Regions from separate parts of the Homo sapiens genome. Here all the other regions are linked to region 1. A link is a contact called in ENCODE Hi-C or POLR2A ChIA-PET data. All regions are on one chromosome and are shown on one strand. Each heading gives the region's core, a stretch centred on a gene start or an enhancer-like site at or near the end of the contact. The rest is flanking DNA. Distances are from core to core; before and after follow the strand shown. Region 1 holds the start of SLC25A20 (solute carrier family 25 member 20). Region 2 has its middle 14 kb from the start of BSN-DT. Region 3 holds the start of ZNF589 (zinc finger protein 589). Region 4 holds the start of INKA1 (inka box actin regulator 1). Region 5 holds the start of NME6 (NME/NM23 nucleoside diphosphate kinase 6). Region 6 overlaps ZNF589 (zinc finger protein 589). Region 7 holds the start of DAG1 (dystroglycan 1).

Evidence for each region. Hi-C counts contacts between places; a loop is a spot of excess contacts on that map. ChIA-PET counts read pairs that join two places held with the same protein, here RNA polymerase II (POLR2A). Pooled maps may share reads with other maps.
Region 2: a pooled map shows a loop between it and region 1 (3-fold over the local background). The contact joins the enhancer-like site here to the promoter of SLC25A20 in region 1. A Hi-C loop is called at or near these places in 1 of 50 pooled maps. POLR2A ChIA-PET finds 5 or more read pairs at or near these places in 3 of 52 experiments (A673, HepG2 and endothelial cell of umbilical vein).
Region 3: a loop to region 1 is called in a pooled map, with 4 times the contacts of the local background. The contact joins the promoter of ZNF589 here to the promoter of SLC25A20 in region 1. A Hi-C loop is called at or near these places in 6 of 50 pooled maps. POLR2A ChIA-PET finds 5 or more read pairs at or near these places in 4 of 52 experiments (B cell, GM12878, activated B cell and 1 more).
Region 4: a loop to region 1 is called in a pooled map, with 5 times the contacts of the local background. The contact joins the promoter of INKA1 here to the promoter of SLC25A20 in region 1. A Hi-C loop is called at or near these places in 1 of 50 pooled maps. POLR2A ChIA-PET finds 5 or more read pairs at or near these places in 3 of 52 experiments (GM12878, activated T-cell and activated naive CD4-positive, alpha-beta T cell).
Region 5: a map of naive thymus-derived CD4-positive, alpha-beta T cell shows a loop between it and region 1 (8-fold over the local background). The contact joins the promoter of NME6 here to the promoter of SLC25A20 in region 1. A Hi-C loop is called at or near these places in 1 of 168 maps with a recorded cell type or tissue (naive thymus-derived CD4-positive, alpha-beta T cell), 1 of 37 single-sample maps with no recorded cell type and 7 of 50 pooled maps.
Region 6: a loop to region 1 is called in a pooled map, with 6 times the contacts of the local background. The contact joins the enhancer-like site here to the promoter of SLC25A20 in region 1. A Hi-C loop is called at or near these places in 5 of 50 pooled maps. POLR2A ChIA-PET finds 5 or more read pairs at or near these places in 2 of 52 experiments (activated B cell and activated naive CD4-positive, alpha-beta T cell).
Region 7: a loop to region 1 is called in a map of B cell, with 22 times the contacts of the local background. The contact joins the promoter of DAG1 here to the promoter of SLC25A20 in region 1. A Hi-C loop is called at or near these places in 2 of 168 maps with a recorded cell type or tissue (B cell and naive thymus-derived CD4-positive, alpha-beta T cell) and 10 of 50 pooled maps. POLR2A ChIA-PET finds 5 or more read pairs at or near these places in 3 of 52 experiments (CD4-positive, alpha-beta T cell, GM12878 and IMR-90).

Annotation. Positions count from the first base shown.
Region 1 is chr3:48,897,458-48,901,055 of GRCh38, forward strand. SLC25A20 (solute carrier family 25 member 20) reads right to left here and starts at 1,425. Exons shown (of 9, transcript NM_000387.6): 1 at 1,233-1,425. The coding sequence starts at 1,337. RefSeq lists an enhancer at 346-395 and a silencer at 976-1,165.
Region 2 is chr3:49,538,345-49,541,876 of GRCh38, forward strand. No RefSeq gene overlaps it. Among named protein-coding and RNA genes, the nearest start is that of BSN-DT, 14 kb to the right of the region's middle. RefSeq lists a silencer at 1,619-1,848. Within about 2 kb of position 1,512, at least 24 of the 41 ENCODE cell types and tissues checked have a DNase peak (open chromatin) inside an H3K27ac peak, as active enhancers do.
Region 3 is chr3:48,238,814-48,242,557 of GRCh38, forward strand. It overlaps ZNF589 (zinc finger protein 589), which reads left to right and starts at 2,291. Exons shown (of 4, transcript NM_016089.3): 1 at 2,291-2,401. The coding sequence starts at 2,359. RefSeq lists enhancers at 1,446-1,740, 2,058-2,975, 2,166-2,460.
Region 4 is chr3:49,801,995-49,805,853 of GRCh38, forward strand. INKA1 (inka box actin regulator 1) reads left to right here and starts at 1,267. Exons shown (of 2, transcript NM_203370.2): 1 at 1,267-1,449; 2 at 2,187-3,036. The coding sequence starts at 1,399. The coding sequence ends at 2,993. UBA7 (ubiquitin like modifier activating enzyme 7) reads right to left here. Exons shown (of 24, transcript NM_003335.3): 24 at 3,215-3,443. The coding sequence ends at 3,314. It also overlaps a transcript of CDHR4 not described here. RefSeq lists silencers at 664-713, 1,104-1,543.
Region 5 is chr3:48,299,453-48,302,962 of GRCh38, forward strand. It overlaps NME6 (NME/NM23 nucleoside diphosphate kinase 6), which reads right to left and starts at 1,915. Exons shown (of 6, transcript NM_001308426.2): 1 at 1,901-1,915. RefSeq lists silencers at 1,618-1,817, 2,118-2,337 and an enhancer at 1,898-2,027.
Region 6 is chr3:48,266,773-48,270,562 of GRCh38, forward strand. It overlaps ZNF589 (zinc finger protein 589), which reads left to right. Exons shown (of 4, transcript NM_016089.3): 4 at 1,143-3,790. The coding sequence ends at 2,014. Among named protein-coding and RNA genes, the nearest start is that of ZNF589, 28 kb to the left of the region's middle. Within about 2 kb of position 1,664, at least 11 of the 41 ENCODE cell types and tissues checked have a DNase peak (open chromatin) inside an H3K27ac peak, as active enhancers do.
Region 7 is chr3:49,469,017-49,472,626 of GRCh38, forward strand. It overlaps DAG1 (dystroglycan 1), which reads left to right and starts at 1,251. Exons shown (of 3, transcript NM_004393.6): 1 at 1,251-1,417. RefSeq lists a silencer at 930-1,669.

The sequences.
Region 1 (3,598 bases), core at 175-2,674:
AGACAATCGTCCCTCAGTAGACAGTGCCGCTTGGAATGACCACAGTCTGGGAAGCACTAACACATGGCATTTACCACCAGCTAAATAAACATTTGATTTCATGTTGCACAATGACCTAGCCAGTCCAGCTACTTTAACCCTGGTCTTCCTATAGAATGACCCCAGTATGAGCTCTACTTCAGGGCAGCTCCTCTCTTGGATGAAAGGCAGCAAAGAGCTTGCTGCCCAAGCTGGCCAAGAGGAAGTGCCCACAAAACTATTTCGCTGTGGAAGAAATCTGACCCAACATCCTAACAAACCCCCTCACATGGGCTTCCAATCTTTTAAAACTCATGTCTGCTCCCCACAGGCCCACCCTGGCAATGACTTGTCAATTTCCTTCACGTCTACGTCTAGAAAAAAAGTGAGAAAACTGGATGCAGCTTCGAGTGCTAAGCCATGGGGGATGGACTTTGGTCCCCAAGCAAAGCATTAATGAAGGTGTTGCAAGGGGAATAGTTGAGATATGATATGAGGAAGACCAGAGAACAATTCCTGATGAACGTCCTCCCTCCCAAGCCTCAGTCTGACCATAGCTTCCTCATCTGGGAGTTGTGAGAATGAGGCTGGCCTTGTGCAAAGCTGATCACCTTGCTTTCCGTGGAAGGGGCTCGGTCACTGAGGTCATCATTGCTTCTCACAGGGATGCCTCTGCCCAGGAGGCTGAGCAGGCCACCGTTGGGTGACAGGCCGAAGAGTGTCAAGTATCTCCCCGGGCCGGGAAAGGTGCGAAAGAGATGGGTACTCTTGCCCCAGGGGAATGTATCAAAGGACACCTCCAGAACAACCGTACCGCTCTGTCTTTAGTTGTCTTCCTGGGGCAGGCTTTACAGGGGACCTGTTTCAACCTTAACGATAATATTAGTGTTGGCTGAAACCAAAACTATGGAGAGACGTTTATTCCTTCCCATCCCTAAAGAAGTGGCGCAGGGTCAGAAGAGACTGCGGGACAGGGAACTTTACATCAGAGCTCTTGACAGGCAGTTAGAGGCTGCTCACTTTGCGCCGCCGCCTGGCTCTTTGGGGCGCAAGGTACAGCTTCCTGCCCACCCCTGAAAGAGAGATTCCCTAGACTTCTCACGGAAGCTCACACATGCCCCTCTTCTGCCCAGCGTCCGCGCCTCGCGGGGGACCATGCTTTCCGCGCCCCGCCCGGGCCTCCTCCCCAAAGCCTGCGACCCAGCCTCCCGCACCTTGACCGTGTCCAGAGGGTGACCGACGAACACCAGGCACACGCCGCCAAAGCCGCCGGCCAGCAGGTTCTTGAGCGGGCTGATGGGTTTTGGCTGGTCGGCCATGGTCAGTCCGTCTGTCACTCCGTCTGTCAGTTCTCGGGCCGTCCTGGCTTCTCAGCCCCAGCTGCAGTGCCGGCGCCGCCGACCTTTCACCCACTTTTGGGTGGGCGGGGCACGAGCCCGGGGCAGGTCGGGAGGAGGGCCCAGTTGGCACGGTAGGGCTTCCGCCCGGGGCTGCTTCCGGCCTCGGCCCCGCTTCGATGGGCGTGGCAGAGCGCAAAGCCGCATGGGCGGGGTTTGGGAGTGTGGGCCAGCGGGCCTATTCCTCCAGGAAGCCTTCCCAGACTTCCATGTTTCCTCTGAGCTCCCATTCATCCACTCACTCCAGAGAGATCAATTGCGCCCTGCCATATGCCAGGCGTCCTTCTAGGTGCTGGAGGCACCCCTGGTAGTACAACACACAGGTCCCTGTCCTCCTGGAATTTACAGACCATAACAAAGATAAATAACTAAAAAATGCATAGTGTATCAAGTAGTAATAAGTACTACGGAGAAAAATCCAGGAAGAGAGTTAGAGGGTGTGTGGGACAAGTGATTTGCAATTTTAGTTCGTTGAATAAGGGAGGGTTTAACTGAAAAGGTGACAGGATTCAAGACCTGAGAAGATGAGAGAGGGAGTTCTGTTCACACATAACAGGGTCAAGGGTGAGGAACCTTCCACCCAGAAGAAAAAGAAAATGCAAAAGCCTTGAGATGGTCTGTGCCTGACATGTTTGAGAAACCACAGGAAGAGGGAGGGTAGTAGCTGATGAGGCGACAGAGGTTTTGGAGGCACTAGAAGACAGGTTTGGGCCTGGTGTTATGGCTCATGTCTGTAATCCCAGCTCTTTGGGAGGCCAAGGCGAGAGGATTGCTTAAACCCAGGAGTTTGAGACCAGCCTGACTTATATAGCGAGACTCTTGTCTCTAAAAAAAAAAAGTTAGGCCGGGCCCAGTGGCTCACACCTGTAATCCCAGCACTTTGGGAGGCCAAGGCAGGCATATCAACTGAGGTCAGGAGTTTGAGACCAGCCTGACCAACATGGAGAAACCCCGTCTCTACTAAAAATACAAAATTAGCGGGGCATGGTGGCGCATGCCTGTAATCCCAGCTACTTGGGAGGCTGAAGCAGGAGAATCACTTGAACTTGGGAGGCAGAGATTGCGGTGAGCCCAGATCGTGCCATTGCACTCCAGCCTGGGCAAAAAGAGCGAAACACTGTCTCTACAAAAAAAAAAAAAAAAAAAAAAAAAAAAAGTTAAAGGCCCGACGCAGTGGCTCATGCCTATAATCCCAGCACTTTGGAAGGCCAAGGCAGGTGGATCACCTGAGGTCAGGAGTTCAAGACCAGCCTGGCCAACATGGTCAAACCCCGTCTCTACTAAAAATACAAAAACTTGCCAGCCGTAATGGCAGACGCCTATGCCTGTGATCCCAGCTACTCGAGAGTCTAAGGCAGGAGAATCGCTTGAGCCCAGGAGGCGGAGCTTGCAGTGAACCGAGATCTTGCCACTGTCTCTCCTCTGAAGGACGTAGAAGTCATTGCAGGGTACTGAGTGGGGAGCGACATAGTCTGACATCGTTATCAGGATCCCCCTTTGATTGCTGGGTGAAAATAGACTCCAGGGGGCAAGAAGAAACAAGGAGCCTTAAGGAGGCTAAAAGCCATGGCCAGAGATGTTGACTTGCGCCAGGGCATAACAGAGGAGGTAGTAAGAAGTGGTCAGATTCGGCCGGGCGTGGTGGCTCACGCCTGTAATCCCAGCACTTTGGGAGGCCGAGGCGGGTGGATCTCAAGGTCAGGAAATCGAGACCATCCTGGCTAACATGGTGAAACCCCGTCTCTACTAAAAATACAAACAAAAAAATTAGCCGGGCATCATGGCGGGCATCGTGGCGGGCATCTGTAGTTCCAGCTACTCGGGAGGCTGAGGCAGGAGAATGGCGTGAACCTGGGAGGCGGAGGTTGCAGTGAGCTGAGATCGTGCCACTGCACTCCAGCCTGGGTGACTGAGCAAGACTCCGTCTCAAAAAAAAAAAAAAAAAAAAAAAAGAGGTGGCCAGATTCTGGATATAGTCTAAAGAAAAAAAAATTTTAAGTTGTCAATTAATAGGATATAAAGCAGCTAGGCACAGTGGTTCACGCCTGTAATCCCAGCACTTTGGGAGACCGAGGCATACAGATCATGAGGTCAGGAGATCGAGACCATCCTGGGTAACACAGTGAAACCCCTTCTCTACTAAAAACACAAAAAATTAGCCAGGTGTGATGGCACAGTGCTTG
Region 2 (3,532 bases), core at 262-2,761, 640 kb after region 1:
CACCCAGGCTGGAGTGCAGTGGTGCCATCTTGGCTCACTGCAACCTCCGCCTCCCAGGTTCAAGCGATTCACCTGCCTCAGCCTCCCAAGTAGCTGGGACTACAGGTGTGTGCCACCACGCCTGGCTCATTTTTTGTATTATTATTATTATTATTATTATTATTATTATTTTGAGATGGAGTCTTGCTCTGTCACCCAGACTGGTGCAGTGGCCCAATCTCAGCTCACTGCAAGCTCCACCTCCTGGGTTCATGCCATTCTCCTGTCTCAGCCTCCCGAGTAGCTGGGACTACAGGTGCCCGCCACCACGCCCGGCTAATTTTTTTGTATTTTTAGTAGAGACGGGGTTTCACCGTTTTAGCCAGGATGGTCTCGATCTCCTGACCTTGTGATCCGCCTGCCTTGGCCTCCCAAAGTGCTGGGATTACAGGCGTGAGCCACCGCGCCTGGCCTGGGATTTCAATATCTTAAAAATCCAAATCCATTGGTGACTCTTTCCCTGTTTTGCTCACCTTCCTCACAACTACCTTGAGGCAAAGTCACTGAGGCCCAGAGAGGGCAAGGGAGTTATTGGTCTGGGTCTTGTGGCTAGTGTGAGGCGTGTTCAGTTCTAAATATGACCCAAACACTTTAGGTTTTATTATTATTATTATTATTATTATTATTATTATTATTATTATTACTACTACTACTATTATTATTTTGAGACAGCGTCTTGCTCTGTCGGCCAGGCTGGAGTGCAGTGGCACCATCTCGGCTCACTGCAACCTCCACTTCCCGGATTCAAGCGATCCTCCTGCCTCAACCTCTGGAGTAGCTGGGATTACAGGCATCCGCCACCACGGCCGGCTAATTTTTGTATTTTTAGTAGAGACAAGGTTTCACCATGTTGGCCAGGCTGGTGTTGAACTCCTGACCTCAGGTGATCCACTCACCTCGGCCTCCCAAAGTGCTGGGATTACAGGCGTGAGCTACCGTGCCCGGCCAGGTTTAATTCTGATGATGAAATTCTGTTCCTGTTGTAGAGCAGCAAAGAATTATTTGAAGCACCTATGGAGAAATGCTGGGTACCATTTCCCTGTGGGGACCCTAGAAGATCTAGAGGAGGTTCGGCAAGAGGTTCAAAGTGGGGGCTCCCATCAGCTGGAGTTCGGGTGCTCCTGCAGGAGGGGCCCTCCTAAGGACAGCCTAGGGCATGGGCAGCATGAAGACCGGGTTGCTGGGGCCCTGGTTAGCCCCACTACCCCCAGTTTTGGTGGCGATTATCCTAGAGTCTCAGTTCGGGTCAGACGAATTGTTCTGTCCATGTCCCTGTGAAGGCTCCGTGTGGCGAGACGCAGGGCCTTGGGCAGGTTCGGGCTGGGGATAGGGAGAGCTCCCAACCTTGGTAGTGGCTCCAGATGCCCCCCAGGTGAGCCCAGCAGAGTGGACTGCCAGGAGCAGCTCTGGGCCGAAGAGGGAGACAGTGTCCGCGGCCTCCCAGGAGGTGGCGCCAGAGGATTAAGTCGCCAGCGGTGGGCGGGGCTGAAGAGTCGGGCTGTGGGCGGGGCTAATAACGCCGCCAGCTCCCGGAAAGCGCTAGCCTCCGGAGGCCGGCCGTGGGTCGAGCTGAGGCCGCTCGGGAGCGGACGAAAATCTCCGGCAGCGCGGGGCCGAGCGGGGCTGTGGGCAGGGCTAAGGCCGTGGGGCCGGCGGGCGGGCGGGGCGAAGCCCGCGAGTAGCCCAACCGCGGGGAGCCAGTCCGAGCGCGGCCGCTAGCTGGTGGTGTAACTAGACTTGTCTTCTCTCCACCACTGCCGCACAGTCCCTGAGGGCATCGGGGCGAGTGTAGCTGCAACTGGGGAGCCTGTGATTCGCCAGTGCCCTTCTCCCTAGGCAAGGGAAGCGAGCAGGCAATAAGAGGGGCGAGTCTGGGGCCCAGGCTTCCGCTACCGAGACCCCAGTCAGCAAACCTTTAATTCAGAGGTGGGGAACCAATAAGGAGCCCTCCTGTGCGTACTCCCTCGCCTTAGCGTTTGCCTGCCTCCAGGCCCCGTGCCCCGCGGAGCCAGCGCGGGACCTGCACACGGTATAGATAGAGCTCAGCGCTTGCAGGGCCTCTCTGTCTCTCCTTCCTCCAGCCAGAGAGCTCCTGAGGGCACCGCCTAAAGGGGGTAGCCTGATAGGGTACTGTGAGATCTGGGAGGGTACTGGATGGAGATGAGGTGCCTCCACTTGTGTGATTGGGTCCCCCTGCTTGGCACTAGAAGCAGACGTGGGATGAGGCTGCTGGCGACTTACTCTTTCCCTGAGTGGGGGTACCCTGAAACCCCAGGAAACACCTTTCCCAAAGCAGTCTTCACAGCTCTAGGCATGCATTGGAACAGCAGGGACATCCAGTTGGGAGCTGGCCAGGGCCAGGGCTGAGGGTGCTGTTGTCTTCTGTCCGCATGGTGTCGCATCCTTAGGCTATAGAGGGCAAAACCAAGTTTGGAGCCTGCCAAAATGGTCCAGAGCTCACGCCAGACCAGCTCCCTTTCTAGGGAATTGGAGCCAGTAGTCTAGGATCACTTCCCACTTCCGTTGCAAAAGGTCTTGAGAGAGGCCGGGCCTAGCGGCTCACGCCTGTAATCCCAGCACTTTGGGAGGCCAAGGCGGGTGGATCACCTGAGGTTAGGAGTTCAAGACCAGCCTGGCCAACATGGTGAAACCCCGTCTCTACTAAAAATGCAAAAACTAGCCAGGTGTGGTGGTGCACACCTGTAGTCCCAGCTACTCGAGAGGCTGGGGCAGAAGAACCGCTTGAACCCGGGAGGTGGAGGTTGCAGTGAGCCGAGATCTCGCCACTGCATTCTAGCCTGGGCGAAACTCTGTCATACAAAAACAAAAACAAAAACAACAAAATCAACGTTCAGTTGGGACTTACTGACATTATAAAACCTAAACAGTTAATTTTCTTCTGCACCGTGGCCTGGCCACAGTACAAACTGGATAATGTCAGTTACTGAGTTACTGGCCGGAAAGTGGCACTTTCAAGCCCCAACTTCAATGCAATCGTTTTTTTTTTTTCTTTTTTTTTTTTTTGAGGCGGAGTCTCGCTCTGTCATCCAGGCTGGAGTGCAGTGGTACAATCTCAGCTCACTGCAACCTCTGCCTTCCAGGGTCAAGAGATTCTTTTGCCTCAGTCTCCCTAGTAGCTGGGATTACAGGTGTGTACCACCACACCCAGCTAGTTTTTTGTATTTTTAGTAGAGATGGGGTTTCGCCATGTTGGCCAGGCTGGTCTCAAACTCCTGACCTCAGGTGATCTGCCCGCCTTGGCCTCCCAAAGTGTTGAGATTACAGGCGTGAGCCACAATGCCCAGCCCAAACAATCTTTTTTTTTTTTTGAGATGGAGTATCGCTCTGTCACCAGGCTGGAGTGCACTCCACAATCTCGGCTCACTGCAACCTCTGCCTCCCAGGTTCAAGCGATTCTCCTGCCTCAGCCTCCCGAGTAGCTGGGGCTACAGGCACGTGCCACCACGCCCAGCTAATTTTTGTATTTTTAGTA
Region 3 (3,744 bases), core at 1,041-3,540, 660 kb before region 1:
TAGGTTCACAATAGTGATGTTATCTTTAAGAGTAATTGAGGGCTGGGCGTGGTGGCTCACGCCTGGAATCCTACCACTTTGGGAGGCCAAGGTGGGCGGCTCACCTAGGTCAGGAGTTTGAGACCAGCCTGACCAACATGGAGAAACCCCGTCCTTACTAAAAATACAAAATTAGCCGGGCGTGGTGGCGCATGCCTGTAATTCCAGTTACTCCGGAGGCCGAGGCAGGATAATTGCTTGAACTCGGGAGGAGGAGGTTGCAGTGAGCCGAGATCGCACCATTGCACTCCAGCCTGGGCTCAAAAAAAAAAAAAAAAAAAAACCAACCTTGGCCGGGCGCGGTGGCTCACGCCTGTAATCCCAGCACTTTGGGAGGCCGAGGCGGGTGGATCATGAGGTCAGGAGATCGAGACCATCCTGGCTAACAAGGTGAAACCCCGTCTCTACTAAAAATACAAAAAATTAGCCGGGCGCGGTGGCGGGCGCCTGTAGTCCCAGCTACTGGGGAGGCTGAGGCAGGAGAATGGCGTGAACCCGGGAAGCGGAGCTTGCAGTGAGCCGAGATTGCGCCACTGCAGTCCGCAGTCCGGCCTGGGCGACAGAGCGAGACTCCGTCTCAAAAAAAAAAAAAAAAAAAAAAAAAAAACCAACCAAAAAAAAAAAGAATCCAAAAATATTAGCGGGGTATGGTGGTGCGTGCTTGTAATCCCGGCTACTCAGGAGGTTGAGGCAGGAGAATCGCTTGAACCCAGGAGAGGGAGGTTGCAGTGAGCCGAGATGGCACCACTGCACTCCAGCATGGTAGACAGAGTGAGACTCCGTGTTCTTTTCCCTAAAAAAAAAAAAAGAGTAATTGGGGAAGTTGTGCTTCAAAAGAGTAATTGGGGAAGTTGTGCGTCTTAGGGCCTCTGGAATAATGGCTGGTAATATTTAGAATTCCAGCCCTTCTCATCCTAATTTGGTGGCTGGTGGCCTTTCATTCATTTTACAAGAACAGTTTAGCCCTTGGGAAGGGCTATTATTTAAGCTATAAACTGAATTCCTTCCCAAGGCTACTTTGGCCTATGCCCAGAAGTGGACAAAGACAGTTTAGAGGTTGAAAGGAAGATGAGGTGGGTTAGATCTGATATCTTTTACTGTCATTGATAAGGCTCTGATGACTGGAGGAACACCAGGGTCCTTGGTCTCTGATAGGCTTAATAACACAGACACACGTGGAGTGGTTTTAAGGAGCGAAAAGTTTAATAGGCAAGAAAGAAGGAAGGAAGACGAAAACAGCTCCCCCATACAGAGACAGAGGGAGCGGGGATTCCAACAAAGAGAAAGCGCCGTGTGCGGAAAAGTGGCTGCTTATCTGAGGATGCTGGAGGAGGCGGTGTCTGGTTTCCATAGGGCTCAGGGGATTAGTTTGATCAGATGTGTCATTTATGTGGCAGCCAAAAACCTGGCCCTCCCACCCTAGCTTTTTAATATGCAAATGTAGGGCTCCATGAAGTTCTACACACGTGGGAATATGTGGGGGGTGGCCATGTTGCCAGGCACATGTCAGGGCAAAGAAAAGGACGGCGGGAATCGCCATGTTTGGGTGCGTCCAGTTTCTAATGGCCTGTATTTCCATATCAAAGCTTGCCATCCTGCTCTAGGAGCCCAGGCTTTCCTGCTAGACAAGAAACCTTTCTGGAGCTGCTTTAAAAGAAACAAAAACTTCCCAAGGACCCCTTTCCTTCTCTATCTGCTTAAAATAATTTCTTAATAACTCCTATAACATCATAATTTCCTTAGGTATAATTTTGCAAAGGCGGTTTCAAAAGCTCTTTGGGGTCCTCAGTAATTTTTAAGAGTGTAAAAGGATTTTAACAACAACAAGTTTGCGAACCACTGTCCTTGAGAAGCTCTCCATGGATGCGCATGAGTCTGTCCAATTGGAGTCCTGGTGTATTTCTACATTAGATACCACACAGCAGTGAACACACAATGAACAGGTCAACACGTGTCATTATAGAACTGCGCAAAAGAGCTAGTAGCAGGCATTGTAAGTGTATTTATATAATGTTTACAACCATGGAAAACAACACTATATTTTGCTTATGGGTACCTGTGGTAAGCACAACCCCAAATATTGCGGCCGAGGGGGACCTAGAAGGTCAAAGTGCGCCTCAGCATTTTCTCTCGCCCTGCACAAGCCGCATTTCGCCCCGAGAACTACGCTTCCCGGCAGGCTGCGCGCCGCGCGGTGACGCACTTCACCCAGTCCTGCTTCTTTCTTCTGGCGCCGCCAGTGGCCCGCGGTGCGCATTCTAATCCGTTTCACACACGGTGCTGCTACCTCGTTTGCTTCGTGCGTGCGTGCGCGCGCAGATGTGGGCCCCGCGGGAGCAGCTACTGGGCTGGACTGCGGAAGGTGAGTCGGGGCCGCGAGATCGCCTCCCCCATTCGGTGCTCCAGCCGCAGGCGCCGCGCAGGCGTCGGCCGTATCCACCAGGGATGCGCGTGGGGTGCGAGCTGTGTGAGGCGCTGACTACCCCTACAGCGGCTCTTACTCCCCTGGGGGGCCAGGTTCCTCCCTAGGTGTCCCGTACAGTCTCCACGGTGCTCACTCCACGACTCTTCACCGGGCATCCTGCACTTGTGCACTCCGGCAGTCATTGGCCATAAATGGCTGCTGAGCATTTGAGATGTGTGGAGTGCAACTGAAGAACAGCATTTTGTATTATTATATTATATCATATTTATTTTGAGACGGAGTCTCGCTCTGTCGCCCAGGCTGGAGTGCAGTGGCGCGATCTCCGTTCACTGCAATCTCCGTCTCCCGGGTTCAAGCAGTTCTCTGCCTCAGCCTGCCGAGCAGCTGGGATTACAGGCGCCCTCCACCACGCCTGGCTAATTTTTGTATTTTTAGTAGAGACGGGGATTTCACCATGTTGGCCAGGCTGGTTTTGAACTCCAGACCTCGTGATCCGCCCACCTCGGCCTCCCAAAGTGCTGGGATTACAGGCGTGAGCCACCGCGCCCGGAGTATATTATATTTTTATATTTTTTGAGTCGGTCCGGAGTGCAGTGGCGGGATCTAGGCTCACTGCAGCCTCCGCTTTCCCAGGCTCAAGTGATTCTCGTGCCTCAGCTTCCGGAGTAGCTGGGATTACAGGCGGCGCCTCACCACCCCGGCTGTTGTATTTTTAGTAGAGAGGGGATTTCGCCATATTTGCCAGGCTGGTCTCGAACTCCTGGCCTCAAGCAATCCACCCACCTTGGCCTCCCACAATGTTGGGATTACAGGTGTTAGCCACCCCACCCGGCCCAAAAGACTTTTTTTTTGGAGACAGAGTCTTGCTCTGTAGCCCAGGCTGGAGTGCAGTGGGCGATCTCTGCTCACTGCAACCTCTTTCTCCCAGGTTCCAGCGATTCTCCTGCCTCAGCCTACCAAGCGGCTGGAATTACAGGGACACGCCACCACGCCCGGCTATTTTTTTGTATTTTTAGTAGAGGCGGGGTTTCATCATGTTGGCCAGGCCGGTCTTGAACTCCTGACCCCAGATGATCCACCTGCCTCGGCCTCCCAAAGTGTTGGGATTACAGGTGGGAGCTACCACACCCGGCCCCAAATGACTTTGGATGTAACAACAGGAACAGTCTAGAACAGGGCTGGGCAAATTTTTTTCTGTTTGGTTTTTTTAGAAACAGGGTCTCCCTATGTTGCCCAGGCTGGTCTCCAACTCCTGGGCTCAAGGGATCCTCCCGCCTCGG
Region 4 (3,859 bases), core at 17-2,516, 900 kb after region 1:
GCTGACCTTTTCCCTCCTGCCACCACCACCAATCACAGACACCTGGGCCTTCTTTATGTTTGGCCCTGTCCAGCTCCTGTCCGTCGGGGTCTCTTCCCTGGCTGCTCCTTCTGCCTAGAATGTTCTTCTTCTCCTTCTTCTCCTTCTCCTTCTTCTCCTTCTCCTCCTCCTGCTTCTTCTTCCTTTCTTTTTTTTTTGAGACGGAGTCTCACTCTGTCGCCCAGGCTGGAGTGCAGTGGCGCGATCTCCGCTCACTGCAAGCTCCGCCTCCCGGGTTCACGCCATTCTCCTGCCTCAGCCTCAGGAGTAGCTGGGACTACAGGCGCCCGCCACCACGCCCGGCTAATTTTTTTTGTATTTTTAGTAGAGACGGGGTTTCACCATGTTAGCCAGGATGGTCTCGATCTCCTGACCTCGTGATCCGCCCGCCTCGGCCTCCCAAACTGCTGGGATTACAGGCGTGAGCCACCGCGCCCGGCCAGAATGCCCCTCTTCTTGATTGCATCTTGATGTCACCTCCTGTGAGACTGACTTTCCCCAAGCTAGCCCACGGCCCTCATTCCCTGGTATTTTCCTGTTGCTGGTATGTCCAGTCTGTCTGCAGCTACACTACCCTTGAGCCTAGCCTGTGTTGATAGAGCAGCCTCAGCACCGACCCTCAGTCTGCACCTGGTACCGGCAAAGGGAATGCCGACGGTCGCGCGTCGCCGCTGGACTCGCGACTAGCCAAGCACTCCCCACTAGAGGGCAGTCCCGTCTAGCTCGGTTGGGACGCGGCTGAGGCCCCGCCGGTGCGCTGCCACAAAGTCCCGCCCTCTCTTGAGTCCTCAGACGGGCTGAACCCCACTTCCATCCCGTTCAGGGAGTGCCAAGGCCAGCCTCACGAATGGGTCCCGTGGGTCAGGCCCCGAGGGTCCACAACCTCTCTGGGTCCGACCATCCGGGGTGCTCTGCCTATGTGCGGACGCAGCACGGCGCCCCGTGAGAGGGACCGCTATTTCACCATTGAACAAACGGGGAGGATGAGGCCCCCGCACGGAGGCGACCTGTCCTGCGTCACGCAGCAAACGCAGGGTCCACTCAACAGTCTGGGGGCTCGGGGGGTCCCCGTACCGGCCCCGTCCGGCTTCCAGTTATGACCCCGCCCTTCCCACCCAGAACCGCGGCGGAGTCGGGAGGGACGCCGGGCTTTAGCCCCGCCCCCTTTGGCCGCGGGGCCGGGGCGGGGCGCGGCTGCCAGATGTCGGGGCGGCGGCGGCGGGAGCTACGGAGAGCGAGGAGTCGCGCAGGCAGGCGGAGGCTGAGGGCGCCGCTGGCCGGCCCTCCCAGCCCTCTCCGCGCGGCTCCGCCGGGGTTCCAAGAGGAGCTAGTAGGTTCGGTGGGGGCCCTGGCATGGACATGCACAGCGCTCGGCTTGACAGCTTCCTTAGCCAGCTCCGCTGGGAACTGGTGAGGCTCGGGAGCGGGTGTGGTTAGTGAGGACGCGTGCGGGATGCCAGGCTGCCGCCCGGCCGGAACAACAGACGGGTGCGGGGTGGCTCCAGCGTGCCGGTCCGAGGCGGGGTGGGGGCGGCGTGGCGCATATGGCTCAGATGGCCCGCGTCGGGTTTCGGACGGTTGGGAACTGAGCTGAGCATCAGATAACAGCATCCAGCTGGCCGTGCTGCTGGAACGGCGCGGGAGGAGAGAGTGGAAGGGGGACTTCTTTGGGGGCGGGGCATGGGGCGGCAAGGGACTAACGAGGTGCTGGCGCTGCTGTGAACGCCCCCTACTTCAGGCTGGCCTATGCCTCCCTTCTCTACCCCTCACCTAGCAAGCGCTCTTTCTGTGAAAGACGCTTTGGGCTTTGGGAGCTGAATCCCCCAATAGGCACGGGATGCCCCTCCAGTCCTGGGCAGGACCTACTTCCCCGTTCAGGCCCGCAACCCTGCCTGCCTGCCCGCCCGCCCTGGTGGCGGGTGCCGACTTGCCCGGCCCTGCATGCTGCAGCCTGCCAGACTGCCACCAGGTCGGTGGATGAGAACCACACCAGCTTCGAGTGCCAGCACCCCTATGCCTGCCCTGTGCTCACTAACACCCTGCTGCCCAGGCCAGCAGGCCTATCTAACCTTCCTGGACCCTCTGTTCTCTGGGCTGGCCTGGTGACAAGTGATACCTCTCCGACTTCTGCCCTCTCTTCCCCTCAGTTGTGTGGTCGGGACACAGGCTCACCCTCAATGCCTGGTCCCCTGCAGCCAACCTCCCAAACTGGCCCAGATGTGCAGCCCAGCCACCAGCTTAGGGCCTCGGGTGCCTTGGAAGAGGACTCAGTCTGCTGTGTGGAGGAGGAGGAAGAGGAGGAGGAGGAAGCAGTGGTGACAGAAGACAGGGATGCAGCCTTGGGAGGCCCCAGGGAGCATGCCCTGGACTGGGACTCTGGCTTCTCGGAGGTGTCAGGCAGCACATGGCGAGAGGAAGAACTGCCTGTATCCCAGCGCCCAGCACCCTCAGCACAGCCCCTTCGTAGGCAGTGCCTCTCAGTCAGTGGCCTCCCCATGCCCAGCAGGGCCCCTGTAGCCAGTGTACCACCTGTCCACCATCCACGGCCCAAGTCCACCCCAGACGCCTGCCTGGAGCACTGGCAGGGACTGGAAGCAGAGGACTGGACAGCAGCCCTACTGAACAGGGGTCGCAGTCGCCAGCCCCTGGTACTAGGGGACAATTGCTTTGCTGACTTGGTGCACAACTGGATGGAGCTGCCTGAGACAGGGAGTGAAGGGGGTGACGGAGGTGGGCACCGTGCCCGTGCTCGGCCCCCTCAGTTCCTGCTTGGCCTCTCTGAGCAGCTTCGGCGCCGGCTGGCCAGGGCTCGGCGGACAGCTATGGCAGGAAAGCGGCTGTCATGCCCACCTCGCCCAGAACCTGAACTGCCTGCGGATGTCTCACGCTTTGCAGCTCTCATGAGCTGTCGTAGCCGCCAGCCCATCATCTGCAATGATGTCAGCTACCTCTGACCCTGCCCTCCAGCCTGGGACAATAAAAGCCTTTTTTCTAGACTGTCCTGGCTCCATACCCCTGAGGCACTAAGAGGCAGCCCCAGCCCTGTGAGGCACTGCCCAGGGAGACAAATCTTCTGAAGAGCTTTTTTTCTCTGTGTGAAGGTCCCTGTCATGCCCATGTCACACCCGTGTGCATTAGTGCACTGTTTTCTATCGTCCATCCTCTCTGCAATGCCTTCCTTTAACAAGCATTTATTGAGTGCCTACTGTGGGCTTACAATGCAGGGCTTGGGATCCGGGGCTCCATTGAGCTAGGTGACAGGGTGGCTGCCTTGTCACAGCTCATAGTGCAGAGGTGGGAAGGCAGTGTCCTCGTCGTCACCCTCACAGCTCAGCTCTAGCACCAACACCCGCTGCCCAGGAGCAGGTGCCTGGCCTGTCAGCTGCTGAACCAGTTCTGTCACCCTGGTAGGGGTGGGTTTAGGGGAGATTGGAGAGGTGAGCCATGGCAAGCAGAAGGCAGCCTGGCATGGACTAGAGAGGGTGCTGGCAGGCCGTCAGGAGCCCAAGCCAGGAGCAGGAGCTGCTCAAGACAGGAAACATCTGAAACTATTTTAGGAGCAGCTGATGAGGCAAGCAGGAGGCAGGAAGCTATGGGTCCCTTGGGAGTGGGCTGTGAAAGGGGGGCTGTGCAGCATGTGGGGAGCCCATGGGGCTGGCCAAATAGGCAGCTCCTGAAGACTCCTCCTCAGGCTCTCGGCCCTCACCCCACCTCCAGCCTGTTTGCTGGCTCCATTTGGGGAAAGAATGCTTGGGAAGGTGTGAGGGGCCCAGAATGGGGCTGGGAAGACAAAAGGCAGTGTGGTCCCTAGCCCCAGCCT
Region 5 (3,510 bases), core at 665-3,164, 600 kb before region 1:
TTATCTCTCATTTGGCCATGTGTAGTGGCTCACACCTGTAATATCAGTACTTGAGGCCAGGAGTTTGACCTGGGCAACAAAGCAAGACCCTGACTCTACTACATATGTGTGTATGTGTGTGTGTGTATATATATATAATATATATGTGTGTATATATATAAAATCATTTGTCGACAAATACAGAGAAGGCTTCCATTAACATAGGCAGGGACAGAGTCTAGACAACATTCTCATTTATCTTATCCTAAAAACTGTCAATCATGTTAAAGGTGGTATTAGAATCTGGCCCAAGCAAAGAAACTGCCATGGTCGCTCCTATTCATGTCCTTTCTACAGCTTTCAACCTGATTTTCCACTCAAACCATAAAGCCACACCCAATCTAACCAGTACAAGATCAGCTAACCCACTCTCCCTAATGCCACAGGTGGTAACACGTCATTTTCAGCAACTGTCTACAGAGACATCCATGACACCTCCCCTCCCTCACTCTTCATATCCACACGATCACCAACTTCTGGCAATTTTCCCTACCTAATATATCTCAAAACCCATACCATTCTCCCATCCTCAACTGCTACCACCATAACTCTAAGACATCATCATTCCCCTCTGGACATCTTGACAGCCTCCTCTTTGGTCTCCCAGTTTCTGTCCTGCCAACCTCTACAATCTCCACACAGCAGCCAAAGTGAACCACACATGAAAATCTAATCATATGGTTCCCCTCCTTAACCCTTTAAAGGGCACCCTGTTCTTAGAATAAAAACCAAAATCCTTATCACGGCCTCCCAGGCTCTGCATGATCTTGTGGTTCCCCACGTACCTCTCTAGCCTCATCTGGAACCCCACACTCCTTAAGTTTCTCTAGCTCCAACCTCATGGGCCTTTCAGTTTTGAAAGAATTTCTGGCTTGACAGCCTTTGTGTGAGTAGTTTTCGCAGTCCTGAATGTGCTTTCTCTGGTTGCCTCCTGCCCACCTTAGTGATCTTAGCTCACTTCCCGTTACACTTTCTCACAGCTCCTTGCAAGTTCCCTTCAGTTCCGTCTTCACCACCAGAAGGTGTAAGCAGTACCTAGCACACAGCTGGCTCTTAACAGTATCTGAATGAACCAACGAATGCACCTCATCCAGCCATTCCAAGGCCAGGCTGCTAGGGGTTCTCGTGGCAAGAACACGCGGCCTGTAGGGAGGACATGGTTCCTTTACTAACGCAGCTAAGTTGTGGCTGTCTTGACTCTTGGTTTACAACAAACTGACAAGTCGAGAATCCTGTTAGACTTAAAGGTGACTCCATGAGAATTAAAAATTTTAGGCAGGGCGCGGTGTCTCACGCCTGTAATCCCAGCACTTTGAAAGACCGAGGCGGGCGGATCACGAAGTCAGGAGATCAAGACCATCCTGGCCAACATGGTGAAAGCCCGTCTCTACTAAAAATACAAAAAAATTAGCCAGGCATAACGGCGCGCGCCTACAGTCACAGCTACTAGGGAGGCTGAGGCAGGAGCATTACTTGAACTCTGGAGGCGGAGGCTGCAGTGAGCCGAGATCGCGCCACTGCACTCCAGCCTGGCGACAGAACCAGACTCCGTCTCCAAAACAAAAAAAAAGTAAAGCTGTCGGTACACTGCCACCCCAGCACTCGAGGGGGCCACCACTCGCTTCCTGGAGGGCGGCGGCCCAGCCCTGGTCCACCCACGCGCGGCCGGGACCTGCGCCCCTACCCCCGTGGCCACGCCCTCCAGCCCCCCGGGCTCACGGCCTCAACTCTCGACCCAGCCCCCTACTTCTCTAGGCCTGCAACCGCGCAGCCCTCACCCCTCGTACCCGGGGCCTAAGCCCACCCCAGATTCTGGGTCATTCGGAGCCCCAGTGCAGCAGAAGTCCGGCTGCGGGTTCACCTTGTCCTCCGGCACAGGGCCCGGCCACCAGGCGCCACGCTGGATAGCCTGCGGCCCTCGCAGGGTCCTTCAGGCGCTCCCTGGGCAGCCCTGCTCGGGGTCCTAGTCCGGTTGCGCCGCGGCGTGAGGTGAGGTGTGAGTTGCCCTGGAGGGTGGCGGGTTTTCCAGGCGCATGCATTTGCCGCGGACGGGACGAGAGGATGAAGCCGTTCTGGGCGCCGGAACTCGCTTGTGGGAACCGCCCCTCGGAAGCCGGCCTGGGCGCCCTCGGAAGCCGGCCTGGGCGCCCTCGGCGGGAGGGAGTGCTGGGCCGGGTGCTGGCGCAGCGCTACGCAGGGTGGCGGAACCCAGAGGACCGGACGGGCTCGTTCAGGGTGGCGGCCCGGCGGGGGCGATGCCCGCCAGCAGAGACACCGATGGAAACCTTGCCCAGTTATTTTCTTTGCCCAGGGTAGTTCCTGGAACATGGTTGATGCCCAGTATTTGTCAAAAGTACGCGGAGGGCAAAGAACTTAAGCGCTCGATAGCGAAGGCACAGGCCCTTCAAAGTCTTTTGAGCTCTGAGCGATACATTAGCATGAAGGATCGTAGCTAATATGGGGGTTGATGAAGGAGGATCCTTGGCTGGAGCCCAGGTGTGCATAGGGCATGAGGAAAGCAAGTCATAACGGCCTTTCACGTGTCATTAGGAATCTGGGCAGCAGGGTGTGGTTTGGGTTACTCTGGAGTCTATTGACGCAGCCCAGGGTGAGGAGATGAGAACTGGGGGTATTCCTGGTGTGTACTGTGATGTATGGAGAGGATGGGGACAGGGAGAATGGATCGGGGGTCAGCTGTGGCAGGTGACCAGAAACTTGGTGACAGGTTGAATAAAGATGGTTAAAAAAAAAAAAAGTGTTTTGGTTTCTTGGGTTTTTTTTTTTTTTTTTGAGGGAAATCACTGAGAATGAGAAGAATGAAAATAAACGATAACTGTCATCAATGTAAAGACTTACTTGCACATTTAACTGACTTCGGTGTCTGCCTACACAGGTGTTGCCCTCTTGGAAGGTTTATCCCCAACTCATGGCTTCTGTCCCTGCAGCAATAAGAAGCCACTTCCCAATAGTTTCCTGATACCCAGTCACCTTTGGGAACTTACGAGGAAAGTTTTTCCAGTCTCTCCGCAGACCCTTGCATCTCTTCTCTTTTTGTTTAGACCCTTGACCACCACCCCCTATTCTAATCTTAACTCCTCTGCTACTCAGTTCCAATCCTAACCCAAGCCCTAGTCCCTAAATTTATAATCCTTTAATCCTAGACCTGGTCTCTAGATCCTGAGCCCTTGATGCTTATCTTCTAACCTCCTAATCCCAACCTCAAATCCCTAAACCTCAACCCATGAATTCTGACCTGATTCTCAAACCCCAGGCCCCCAACCCTGACTCCAAAAATGACAACCCATTACTTCTCCCTACACGGAATCACTGACGGAGTTGTAGCAACTGAATCTGCAGTAGGCCAAAGGACCCAGTGAGTTAGCCAGCAAACTACTCTAAATAAAAGATATGGTGGATAACAGCAAGCCTAAACAAATCTTCCTCAAAGATGAGCAACACAAGTCCCAGTCA
Region 6 (3,790 bases), core at 414-2,913, 630 kb before region 1:
CTATATATTATCGCAACAGAGAATCTTCCAAGTAGGCATCCAGACATCCTCAGTGTTGTAAATATCTACAATTATACTAAAATTATCCTCTACCATAATCACATAATGCCATAAGCATTTGTTTCCACTGAGAGAACAGTCTTTATGACCTATACGGGAATGCTCTTTGTGACTTTTCCTTTGAGAAGAAAGGATGGATTGAGATAGGAGTCACTTAGTCTCGATGTCCCCCAATGTAGAATGCAGTACAGAATAGTATTGAAGAATGTGCATAGGAAGCCTTCATTTGAGTTTCCCCACTCATAAGTAGATATTTACTAGAGGAAGATTACATGCCAAGTTCTACCAGAAGTGAGGATTCATCAGTGGAGAAGACAGGCACAACTGACTTAAAGAAGGCTGGCTCTTGGTCCTCCAATCCAAGACCTGCTCTTCCCTGTTTTCCACAAGTCGGCAAATACAGTAATGTTACCATTTAGCTGCACTTTCCTAAGAAATATCAAAATTAAATTGCAACTGTTTCTAACCAGCTGAAGATAACAAACAACCATGAACTTTTTGTAATCCAGGAGGCCAGACCCTTTATCAGCCTAACTGAAGACCCTTGCCTAACTAATAAATAGAAGAATTTTTTTTTTTTTTTGAGACGGAGTCTCACTCTGTCGCCAGGCTGGAGTACAGTGGCATGATCTTGGCTCACTGCAACCTCTGCCTCCCGGGTTCAAGTGATTCTCCTGTCTCAGCCTCCCGAGTAGCTGGGACTACAGGCGCCCGTCACTCCACCCAGCTAATTTTTGTATTTTTAGTAGAGACAGGGTTTCACCATGTTGGGCAGTATGGTCTCAATCTCTTGACCTCGTGATCTGCCCGCCTCCGCCTCCCAAAGTGCTGGGATTACAGGCGTGAGCCACTGTGCCCAGCCCTTTGTATTATTCATATTCTTGCAACTTTTCTGTATATTTGAAATGATTTCCAAATCAAAAGTTTGAAGAGGTTGAATGAAAATATAGGTCCTGCACAGCACATCTTGGGGAGAAAGACTTTAATCATTGAGAATGATTAATGGGCCAGGTCTTATCATAAAACAAGAGCCCAGTCAGCCCTTCCTATGACTCTTCTGACTGGAAACTTTCTTTCTTCAGCAGAATCAAAGCCAGAAGTCCATACCTGCCCTTCTTGCCCTCTGGCCTTTGGCAGTCAGCAGTTCCTCAGCCAAGATGAGCTACACAATCATCCTATTCCAGGTTTCCATGCAGGAAATCAACTCCACCCAGGAAATCCCTGCCCAGAGGATCAGCCACAGTCACAACATCCTTCTGATAAAAATCACAGGGGGGCTGAAGCAGAAGATCAACGAGTGGAAGGAGGCGTCAGACCCTTGTTTTGGAGTACAAATGAAAGGGGGGCTTTAGTGGGTTTCTCTAGCCTGTTCCAGAGACCACCAATAAGCTCTTGGGGAGGCAACAGAATATTAGAGATACAGCTCAGTCCAGCCCAGAATGCAAGCTCTGAGGAAGTAGACAGAATTTCCAAGAGGGCAGAAACCCCAGGGTTTGGAGCAGTCACGTTTGGGGAGTGTGCACTAGCTTTTAACCAGAAGTCAAACCTGTTCAGACAGAAGGCAGTCACAGCAGAAAAATCTTCAGACAAAAGGCAGTCACAGGTGTGCAGGGAGTGTGGGCGAGGCTTTAGCAGGAAGTCACAGCTCATCATACACCAGAGGACACACACAGGAGAAAAGCCTTATGTCTGCGGAGAGTGTGGGCGAGGCTTTATAGTTGAGTCAGTCCTCCGCAACCACCTGAGTACACACTCCGGGGAGAAACCTTATGTGTGCAGCCATTGTGGGCGAGGCTTTAGCTGCAAGCCATACCTCATCAGACATCAGAGGACACACACAAGGGAGAAATCGTTTATGTGCACAGTGTGTGGGCGAGGCTTTCGTGAAAAGTCAGAGCTCATTAAGCACCAGAGAATTCACACGGGGGATAAGCCTTATGTGTGCAGAGATTGAGGCCGAGGCTTTGTAAGGAGATCATGTCTCAACACACACCAGAGGATACATTCAGATGAGAAGCCTTTTGTTTGCAGAGAGTGTGGGCGAGGCTTTCGTGCTAAATCAACTCTCCTCCTACACCAGTGGACACATTCAGAGGTGAAACCTCACGTGTGTGAGGAGTGTGGGCATGGATTTAGCCAGAAGTCGTCGCTCAAATCACATCGGAGAACACACTCAGGGGAGAAGCCTTATGTGTGTGGGGAATGTGGGCGGGGATTTAGCCGGAGGATAGTCCTCAATGGACACTGGAGGACACACACGGGAGAGAAGCCTTACACGTGCTTTGAGTGTGGGCGAAACTTTAGCCTCAAGTCCGCTCTTAGTGTACATCAGAGGATACACTCTGGGGAGAAGCCTTATGCATGCACGGAGTGTGGGCAAGGCTTTATCACGAAATCACAGCTCATCAGACACCAGAGGACACACACAGGAGAAAAGCCTTATGTCTGCGGAGAGTGTGGGCGAGGCTTTATAGCTCAGTCAACCCTCCACTACCACCGGAGTACACACTCCAAGGAAAAACCTTATGTGTGCAGCCAGTGTGGGCGAGGCTTTTGTGATAAATCAACTCTCCTCGCACACGAGCAGACACATTCAGGGGAGAAGCCTTATGTGTGTGGGGAATGTGGGCGGGGATTTGGCCGGAAGATACTCCTCAACAGACACTGGAGGACACACACAGGAGAGAAACCTTACGCATGCATCGAGTGTGGGCGAAACTTTAGCCACAAGTCCACTCTCAGCTTACATCAGAGGATACACTCGGGGGAGAAGCCTTATGCATGCGTGGAGTGTGGGCAAAGCTTTAGGAGAAAGTCACAGCTCATCATACACCAGAAGATACACTCGGGGAAAAGCTTTAGAGGTGCAAGGAGTGAGGATGTGATTTTAGCAACAAGTCAGCCATCAGCCACACCAGCGGAAATGCTTAGGGAGAAGCCTTGTTTGTAAGGTAATGTGGACAGAGCTGTACGTGGACATCATTACTTGTCACGTGTCAGAGGACACACTCGGGAGAAACCTTCATGGAGTGAGAGTAAGGTGTTGGCTGGAAGTGGCCCCTTAAGAGATACTTGGAGTCAAATCTATCCACTGTACGCCCACCCCACTCTTGTTCTAAGAGCTTTGGGGACAGTCTTTTGACCCCTTACATTCCTTTAGATGTGAAGATGACAGAGATCTAACTTCTGAGAGCAGAGGTGTCAAGTGACGGTCCCCTTGGAGGAATGGTCTTTGCATCTGACTACTTCCTTCTGCAACTGTGTTCTTCCATTAGCTTCCATGACACTCTCCTGCTTTATTTTTTTCTACATCTCTAGCCTTTGCTGTTTCCTCTCCTACCCCACCTTTAGATTTTACTCAGAGTTCAGTCTCCAGCCCTACAATCTGAGGGACACCTTTACCAGGTCCCCTTCCTAACCCTCCAGTCCCAAATCCAAGATTCTTTAACCACACTCTAAAAGTTCTTCAGACTCAGGACTTAAACATAGCCACGCCACCTTGGCCTTCAATGACAGGGATCTAGCAATGCTGCATCATCAGCCTTCCAATACCAGGTTTAAGGGTATTTTAAACACAGCTCCTCTTAAATCCTCCAATCTCAGTACCCAGTGTTTTAGCCATGCTCGGGTGGCTAAATTACATCCAGGAATGGTGCCAGGGCCTTTAGCCATTTGTCTCTCCTCACACTCCAGGGCCCATATGGCCCAGGTTCTGACAGTTTGCCTTACT
Region 7 (3,610 bases), core at 1-2,500, 570 kb after region 1:
TTGGAGCCGAGACACTGAAGTATAGATAATTGCAAAAAGGTATGTTTTTGGGAGATGGGGCATTCCTTTCTTATCTCTGCAACTTGCATCTCCCAGACGCTCCTGAGGAGGGAGGGAAAGCCAGGGAGCCCCAGAGCTCTCCGGGATCCAGGGAGGAAACCATGGCTGGTGGCAGCCAGTTCTGTGTTCAGAATGTGCTTGCTGTCAAGAGTGCAGGCCTGGAATTCCAGCCTGGCCACAGGCCAAGGAGGGAATGGACCCATCCTGCGCATGGTGTGGGGATGAGAAGCAGAGCCCACCACGGGTCTCATTCCCAGACCCATCCGGTAACTGTCAGTTTCAGTAACTGTGAAGTCTGGGGCTTTTGGGGTGGGGGGCTGCAGGTTAAGTCCTGGGGAGAGCTAGAGCTACCTTAGGACCCTCCCCTTGAATGTTCCAGGCAGCAACCCCCCTCTCTTATTTCTTCCCCCACCAAAAGAATGCAGGCCACTAGGAGTGAGTGACCAGCGCCTGCGAGTTAGAGCTATTTTGGGCAGGAGAGCAGGCGTCGGATTCCAGTGTTCCAGGCAGGGGGAGGGGACGAGGGTTAGGCCTGAGGCGCTTTCCGACTCCCCAGCCTGCTGTGGGCGAGGCTCTAGGAGATGAGCTAGCTTCCCGCTCCTCCTGTCCCTGGCCTCAGTCTCCCATCCGTGTAAGGGCCGGGCAGCAAGGCTTTCATCCTTTGCAATTGAGAGAACGCTTCCTGATTGTTCTCATGGCTTAGAAATACCCCTTGATTTGCATTCGAAGGAAATAAGGAGGGCTGAACGCAGTCGACGGGTGGCCAGTTGCTGGGCCAGTTCGCAGTCCTGACTGTCCCTTGATTAGTCTTAGAGGCCCAAAGGCCTGAAGTTGGGCGGGGAGCCCCTCCCCCACACTACTGGTTCTGAAGGCTCCGAGTGACCGGGACCGACCGCCGGGGTGTGTCCCGGGACGGACTTCCCTGGCCGTGGGGGCGAGGCTTCCATAATGGGGCGTGACTTTTAGGGCGGGGGAGTGGCTAGCCAATGAGCAGAGAGGTGCTGGCCGGGGCGGGGCTTGCGCGCGGGTGCGGCGCGCTGCGGAGCGGCCGACGCAGGCAGAAGCCGGCGGCGCGCGGACAGCCAGTCGGCGCCGCGCGGAGCTGGCCGCTGGATTGGCTGCAACACTCGCGTGTCAGGCGGTTGCTAGGCTCCGGCCGCGCGCCCCGCCCTTGCGCTCAGCGCCCTCTCACCGCCCGGTACGTGCTCGCGCGAAGGCTGCGGCGCGGCGCTCGCGCCTCTTAGGCTTGGCGGTGGCGGCGGCGGCAGCTTCGCGCCGAATCCCCGGGGAGCGGCGGTGGCGGCGTCCTGGGGCCAGGAGGAGCGAACACCTGCCGCGGTCCTCCCGCCGGCGCTGGGTGAGTGCACCGCCCGCCCTATCCGCTGTGCCTGGCTGCTTGGGCCCCCATCCCTGCTGCCGGCTGAGCCTTCCGCGGAACACCTGCTGCTGCTCGCTGTTCGGCCCGGGGCGGGGACACGGCCGCGGACGTCCTTGTGGGTGAGGAGGCGGTGCCGCCCGGGCGGAGCCGCCCCTTTGCTCTGGGTCCCGCAGGCAAAGGCTCGGAGCGTTCGGCTGCAAGGCCCGGGCCGCGCGCCGCGGCGATGGGCCAGGCCTTAGCTCGGCCCGCGCTCCCGGGAACGTGGAGCCTGCGCCTTGGCCGCGGTCGTGAGCCGCCTGCGGGCCGCCTCCCTGGCTTCCAATAGGGGTTGTGGCCCAGTTGGGCCGGATTCCGACTGTGGGGAGTCGAGCCCCGCTAGAGGCAGGGAAGGGCACCGCTGCCGCCACTGCTCTGTCAGAGCTGCTCAGAGCCTTGGTGGGTTCCGTCATCCTTACTTGAGCTCCTTTGGAAGCTTGTTTACTTACTACCTTTTCACTTTGTATTTGGCAGACCTGGTTCACCTGCGAGTGTATTTGGATAGTGTCTCCACAGAAAATGTCGTCTCGGCTTGGAATCTTTTTGCCATAAATTCTAAGTTAGTTTCCTACAAACTCAACTGGTAACTTAAAATGCATCCTTTAATCTCTATAACTTGAAAAGTTCTTATTTTTGTAAATCGAGTTGCTTCAGAATTAGTTTTAATGGTGACGATGAAGTTTTGACTGGTTGAGGCAAGAGCCTGGGACAGCACCTTCATAGCGCAGAGTCTAACTTAAGATTCTAGCCTGCTGCTTCCCTAAATAAGCGAGTAGAAGTGACTCCTGGCATAGAAGCCAGACTCCGTGAAGGGAAGGTGGTGTTTATAGGACATAATTCCAGATAAAGAGCTGGATGTGCTTTCAGGTGTTTTGCAAAGTCTGGTGTAGATGGGGTATTGCAGTTTTATCAGGTTCTATGCTTAGTTAAGTTCAGAGACATTATTTTGGAATGTTCCTGTTCTAAAAAAGAATTCAACCGTACTACATTTTGGAGGCATAAAAATCCATAGTTTGAGTATGGAGAAGTTTAGTTGAACTTTTGTGGGTTTTTTTTGCTGTGAACTAAGGAAGAAGAGCTCATGGCCTGTGTCCTGTATTTTGGAGAAATCAGATTTCAGTAGGGAGTTGGATCCATCATGTGAAGACCCTATGGGATATAAAAGCTTGTGCTGACATGTGCTTTTGTTAAAAGAGGCACAGTGCAAATCCTCACTGTTCTTAAAAATTGATTTTGCAAAATGCATTTATTCATTTGAACAAATATTTTGATTCACTACCTGCCAAATTCTGTGGTAGATCCTAGGGACCCATGTAAAAGAGTCTGCTTCTGCCCTTAAGGAATTCAGTTTAGGGGGCAGTGGGGACCAGGGAACCCATGATTAATAGTGTCTGCCCGCTAAGCGTGCTCACATAGTAGCCTGAGGAGAGAGGGAATTCCTGAGCTGTGGTTTTCAGGGCCAGCAGGAATTAGTGGGGGACATCAAGGCCTGGACACAGGGAACCACATGTACATGAGCACCTAAAATAGTGCTTGGGAGTCCTCCAGCTTGGCAGGTGCGAGCTCTGGGCCTGCCTTGTGCTCAGGAGTTCCAACTTTGTATGCGGGGTGCAGGAGTCTGGGGAGCCTTTTAATCAGTAGAGTGGTGTGACCCAGACCTGTGTTTAGAAAGATATTGCTGGTGGAGTGGCAGGAAGAGGGAGGGGGTCAGGACCTCTGGCAGTTAAGTCAGCTAACAGAGGAGAGGTGGGGAGGGAGAAGGAGCCATCAGAAAAGAGAGACTGAAAAGGTAGTACAGAGGGGATGTCCTGCCATGATGGGGGAGGAGCTACATTCTGGAATGCATGGGCCAGAAGACCAAGCATAACCAAGGATTTAAATTCCTTGTTGACTACCTGGTATAGTGACCTACAGAGTTGCTTGTGTCTGGTTAGTGTTGAGGATGGTGGGATTTGGAGGGACCACTTAGGGACCACTTAGACTGCCGTCGATGCATAGGAAAGGAGGCCTGGCATTTGATTATTAAAAACTTTATCGCCGGGCATGGTGGCTCCCACCTGTAATCCCAGCAGTTTGGGAGGCCGAGGCGGGCGGATCACGAGGTCAGGAGATCGAGATCATCCTGGCTAACACGGT